Regions from separate parts of the Homo sapiens genome. Here region 1 is linked to region 2. Evidence: chromatin loops called from intact Hi-C (ENCODE). Cell type or tissue: heart left ventricle. All regions are shown on one strand. Links, peaks and the distances in the headings refer to the core of each region. The heading gives the core; the rest is flanking DNA.

Region 1 (2,905 bases), core at 239-2,738, 340 kb before region 2:
ACTCGCTGTTTTACCTGCATGAGTGCTGCAGGCTGTCCCCTCCTCTCCTTTCTGATGGTTCTTCTTCAGCCTTGCCCACTTGCCTCACACTCAAGTATGCTCTGCTGAAGACCTATAGAGGACTCTGGGCCCTCTGTGGCCGTCTGTGGATCTCTGCAGCCCTCTCCGGCCCTCTGCAGCTCCACGAGGCCCTCTGTGGCCCTCTGCAGTCCTCTGTAACCCTCTGTGACTCTCTGTGGCCCTCTGTGTCTCTCTGTGGCCCTCTAGCTCTCTGTGCCTCTTTCAGTCTTCTAGAGTTCTCTATCTATGCAGTGGACCTCTCTGGGATTCTACCGCTGTAGCCTCCCCAGATTCCCAGCTCCATCTTCTAAACTCAGGGAGATCACTGGGTCCTGTACATATGTGTACACACACACACACACACAGAGAGAGAGAGAGAGAGAGAGAGAACCAGTTATTTAGTTCTTTAAGATGGGAGGGTAGCTCTGATTCCTGTTACTCCATCTTTGTTGGAAGCAGAAATCCTCCTTTCTACTATTCCTCACCCCCACTTTCCCAGCTCCAATCTCGTGGTCAGTCACTATCAACACCACCTTGCTCCTCTCTCCTCCTAGCTTGGCAACCCACAACCCTGGTGAAATCAAATCTGCCTACTCCTTGCCTACTTTGGTGCAGCTGAACATGCCTGCAGGGAAGCACACACCACGGCCGCATGTCTGGCTTCAACTTCATGGCTGTGAAAACCTGAGGCCCTTCATGCTGCCTGGCAGTGCCGTTGCATGTCCCTCCTCTCTCATGTTCTCTAAATGGCCATGTCACACCTTCTCTTCTCTTCTCTTCTCTTCTCTTCTCTTCTCTTCTCTTCTCTTCTCTTCTCTTCTCTTCTCTTCTCTTCTCTTCTCAATTCCCCATATCTCTTACCCCATTCTCTCTCTCAGCTTCTACCTTTACTGGAAAAATTTAAGTAACCAGATAAGTTCCAAAGACAGTCACTGCCACCTTTACTCATCCACCTTTCTTTGCACCTTCACTTCTGCCTTCTTGCCTCTTTCGCAAAGTAACACCACCTTTCTCTCTAGTGCACGAGGTCTCAGCTTTGTTAGGGATTCTACCCTCTCTCTCCTACGTTGCCAGCTGTTGGCTTTGTATTGGATCATTCCCATCACTCAACAAGCTTATATAATTTCTCTCATCTGAAGATCACTCTCATGACCCTTCTTCCTCCAGCTTATGTACATTTCTTTGCTTTCCATTTGAGACAAAACTCTGAAAGATGTCACTTGCTGTCATTAATTCATTGCTTCCCACTTTCTTTTGATTCCACTCTCATCAGACTAGAATCCTTGAACTCAACTAACTGCTCTTGTCAAGATCACCTTGACCTCCATGTTGCTGAAGCCAAAGGTCCATTCTCAGTCCTCATCCGATTTGACCCTTCAGCAGCATTGGAAAAGATTTATTGAGTGCTTCCAACTCCTTGAAACATTTTCTGCATTTGGCTTCTAGGACACCACACACTGCTTTGTTTTCTCTGTCACCTTTGCCAGTTTCTCCTTTGTCCATGACCTTGTAATGTCAGCTCTTTGTCTTCTTTTTAAAGACACTCCCCTTTGATGACCCCATTTTGTCTCATAGCTTTAAATACCATTGGTATGCTATAACTTCCATGTTTATATTTTTAACCTAAATCTTTTCCTAAATTCCAGATTTATATACCCAACTGCCTACTCAACCTTTCCACTTGGATGCCTAAGCACATCTCAAGGTGATCATAGCTAACACAGAACTCTTGGGTTTTAGCCTGAGCCTGTTCCACTGCCACCTTTCCATGCCAGTTAATAGAAACTCCACCATCCCAACAGCCCAGGGAACATCTTGGTGGCATTCTCAACCTCACTTTTTCACTTATCTCTACATCAAACCTGTTATAAAACCCATTGGCTCTATCTTCAGAATACTGAGAACCTGACCAATTCTCACTATCTTTTCTGCTACTACCCTGGTCTAAATACCATCATCTAATTTTTGTTTTCTTGTTTCTGTCCCTGTTTCCTTGTAATCTATTCCCAGCATGGCAGCCAGGTTTAAGTAATCCTTAGAATACTTGAGTAACCTGATATCAGTGCTGTGCTAATAACCTTCAGGGCCTCCGTTTTATTCAGAATAAAAGTTTTATTCTGAATAAAACTCCTTGCCGTGGCCTGGAAGTCCCACAGATGTGGGTCCTGCTGCTTCCTGACATCAGCTCCTGGGATATTTCCTTTTGCTCATTTTGTTGCAGCCACGCTGGCCACTGTAATCTCTGAAATGTGAACACTCTTCCTCCATATGTCAGTTTGACTCACTCCTGCACTTCCTCCGAGTCTTTCCCAAATGCCACCTTTCCAATGAGGCCTCCCTGAGCACTTCGTTTAATTCTGTAACTGCCCCACCCTCTCTGCTCTGACTCAATTCTGCTGTACTCTTTACCATTTCCTAGATAATTTACTCACTTATTACTCTGTTTTACCTGTTTCCAACTGCTAGGATGCAACCAAGTTCAAGGAGGGCCAGCATTGTTTTGTTCATTGATGTTTTCAAGTACCCAGAACAGTGTCAGCACATGTGAATCTTTAATAAATATCTGTTAAATAGAAATTGACTTTCACAATTCTCTTGTCTAAGTTTGTGTGCTTTTTTCATCTGTCATGGAATTTCCTGCTGTTCATTTTAATCTGATCTGACCTGGATAAAAATATCAAAGTGAGGAGGCAGAGAATGCTGTTTCAATAGCTTTGGACCATGAACCTATTTTACCTTAAAAATTTTATGCCAAAGAGGCTGGGTTTAAGACCAGGCAGGACAATGTGCTCCTTCTTTGGACAAAGATGTCACAAGTGCCCCCGTCCATTGTGATGACAAGAGT
Region 2 (2,905 bases), core at 229-2,728:
TACTATGCTTGGAGGCATACACATGTGTATGGGGAGAGGAGGGCAGAATCGGGGAGCATTAGGAGAAAAACCTAAAGTAGGCACAGGAAAGATTCCAGGGGCTCACACATGAGGCAGGACAAGAAGAAATACTTTCTCAGGAAAGGGAAGGGGCCGAGTGTTCAATGGGCAGAGAGGACAGCAGAAGAGAGGAGACCAGGAAGACAAGATAGCCCCCAGCACTTCCACACTAAGCCCTGGAAAGGCTATCTGCAGAGGAGCCACCTAAGGGTCTTCCCAAGACCAGGGTTAAAGGGAAAAGCCCCTAAACTCCTCTTCCCTCCCAAATCTGAGGTTGCTCTTGTTCCCTTCCACCAAAGGATGGCACCAAGTAGAATGACAAAGGTGCCATCTCCTTCCTCTTTCTCAGGGAAGGGTCTCTCTCTTAAGGACAAAGATGTGAAAGGTCTCTCTCTTAGGGACAAAAAGGAAAGGACAGACCAACCTACAGAGTGGAGGAGTGCTAGACCAAATCCTCCCAATACATCTATTTGAGTAGCAGAGACTGGAGACAGTGGTTGAGGTCAACTATGGGGCTGCACTGGTGCTGATCATGCCCGTGCTCCCATCCCACACCTGGATAAACAGCAGTGGGCAGCTTCCCCCACCCCCCAGTCTTAGAAAGGCCTCCTCCAGTTGCAACAGGACTCCCTCCTCCCCATCGCTGTCCCAGCCACCCAGCGGAAAGCTGAGACCCCACCCCCCAGGTGGCCAATTTTAGACCCACTAAAGGCCTTTCTGGGCTGTACTGGGGGCTAAAGGGGGCCACCATCCCACAGAGAAGGGGCCAAAGACAGCCAGGATCCTAAAAGTCAGAGCTACTTTAAGAATAACTTTCCCAGGCCAATCCCCAGTTCAGGAACGTTCCTGTGCCCTGTGCCAGCTAGAGGGACTAGGGCTGGAGCCGGCGGCTGCTCCTGGGTGTCCAGTCCAGGAGCCAGTGAACTCACTATCTCTGGAGTTTAGCAGAAGAAGGGTAATTCCAGGCCGGAACCCCTTTCTTTCCCGACCTCTCGACCACAGTCCTCCCCAGGCACATTTTAGTGGCCAGGGATGGAGACCCGCGGATAATGACTGAACCAGGTCACAGGGTGAAGGTTCTGAGATGTCCGGCTCCCGTAGCTTCTGCCAGTTCCCGAGGGAGCTAGCACAGGCTTGGCCTTCTTTGGTGGCATCTCTGCCTCCACCTGTCCGTCTCCATTCCTTGTGCCCATAGCACCTCAGCTGCTCGGACACAGAAGTTAAAAGGTCCGGCATCTGCACTTGTCCAGAGTGGGTTGGGGAGCAGAGAAAGGAGTGGTGAGCTGTGGGGAAAACTGGACATCCTGACAGACCTGAAATTCACCAAGCCGCCAGTGGAAGCCTCAGGTTCCGCCTCTATAAAAGGGACTCAGCCATGTGCAAGGATGGGTCGTCGCGAGGATTAAAGGGCAGGGTGAGGGGATGTCAAGTGCAAGGCAAGTGGTCCAAGCTTCCAGGTGGTCCCTGACCAGTTCCGGGCACATCTTTACCCAAAGGGAGGACTCCGGGACCCCCAGCCCCGCCGCCGCAGACCCCCTGTAGCAAAGCAGGGAACTGGACCTCAAAGGGCTGCTGGGGAAGACGGGATCTGAATAGAGGTCTGAAGGAAAGAAGCCAGGCGGGGGACCCCGGGAGGGCCGGACGGGGCTGGGGGTGCTGTTGACACTGGAGCCGGACTGGAGACCTGGGAACCTGGGGCAGAGTCGGCAGCGGGGAGGGGGCGACCGAGGTGGGAAAACGGGGCGGGGCCGGAGACGACTCCAGGGCTGGGTGAGGCGCTGACCCCCAGGAGCTGGGGTGCCGAGGGGCGCGGGCCACAGCGGTGCGAGCCAGTCGGGCGCCCGCGCGGTGGGGCGCGCGGCGCGGGGATTGGCGGGCGCTCCCCGGTGCCCGCAGCTCTTCAGCGTAGCCGGGAAGAGCCGCGCGTCTGCGCGCCAGCCCCCGCCCTGGGCCCGCCGCCCGAGCTCTCTGGCGCAGCGCTAGCTCCGCCGCGCTCAGCTGCCCTGCGCCGGCACCCCTGGTCATGAGCGCCCCCTCGACGCTGCCCCCCGGGGGCGAGGAAGGGCTGGGGACGGCCTGGCCCTCTGCAGCCAATGCCAGTAGCGCTCCGGCGGAGGCGGAGGAGGCGGTGGCGGGGCCCGGGGACGCGCGGGCGGCGGGCATGGTCGCTATCCAGTGCATCTACGCGCTGGTGTGCCTGGTGGGGCTGGTGGGCAACGCCCTGGTCATCTTCGTGATCCTTCGCTACGCCAAGATGAAGACGGCTACCAACATCTACCTGCTCAACCTGGCCGTAGCCGACGAGCTCTTCATGCTGAGCGTGCCCTTCGTGGCCTCGTCGGCCGCCCTGCGCCACTGGCCCTTCGGCTCCGTGCTGTGCCGCGCGGTGCTCAGCGTCGACGGCCTCAACATGTTCACCAGCGTCTTCTGTCTCACCGTGCTCAGCGTGGACCGCTACGTGGCCGTGGTGCACCCTCTGCGCGCGGCGACCTACCGGCGGCCCAGCGTGGCCAAGCTCATCAACCTGGGCGTGTGGCTGGCATCCCTGTTGGTCACTCTCCCCATCGCCATCTTCGCAGACACCAGACCGGCTCGCGGCGGCCAGGCCGTGGCCTGCAACCTGCAGTGGCCACACCCGGCCTGGTCGGCAGTCTTCGTGGTCTACACTTTCCTGCTGGGCTTCCTGCTGCCCGTGCTGGCCATTGGCCTGTGCTACCTGCTCATCGTGGGCAAGATGCGCGCCGTGGCCCTGCGCGCTGGCTGGCAGCAGCGCAGGCGCTCGGAGAAGAAAATCACCAGGCTGGTGCTGATGGTCGTGGTCGTCTTTGTGCTCTGCTGGATGCCT

The links. A loop is a pair of places that touch in the nucleus more often than their neighbours do. Peaks named below come from ENCODE experiments on the same cell type or tissue, not always from the same donor. Only the 100,000 strongest peaks of a DNase experiment are listed, where the experiment ranks them.
Region 1: a loop joins it to region 2, with 2.8 times the contacts of the local background. A loop is called at or near these places in 42 of 110 quality-filtered maps.

The regions. Positions count from the first base shown.
Region 1 is chr20:22,696,282-22,699,186 of GRCh38, forward strand. No RefSeq gene overlaps it. Among named protein-coding and RNA genes, the nearest start is that of LINC01747, 12 kb to the left of the region's middle. In heart left ventricle, for the core only: no CTCF peak of the experiment used is centred there; no DNase peak of the experiment used is centred there.
Region 2 is chr20:23,033,401-23,036,305 of GRCh38, forward strand. It overlaps SSTR4 (somatostatin receptor 4), which reads left to right and starts at 1,912. Exons shown (of 1, transcript NM_001052.4): 1 at 1,912-2,905. The coding sequence starts at 2,084. RefSeq lists an enhancer at 2,453-2,905. In heart left ventricle, for the core only: no CTCF peak of the experiment used is centred there; DNase peaks (open chromatin) are centred at 1,700 and 2,093; H3K4me3 peaks cover 581 bases; H3K27me3 peaks cover 2,500 bases.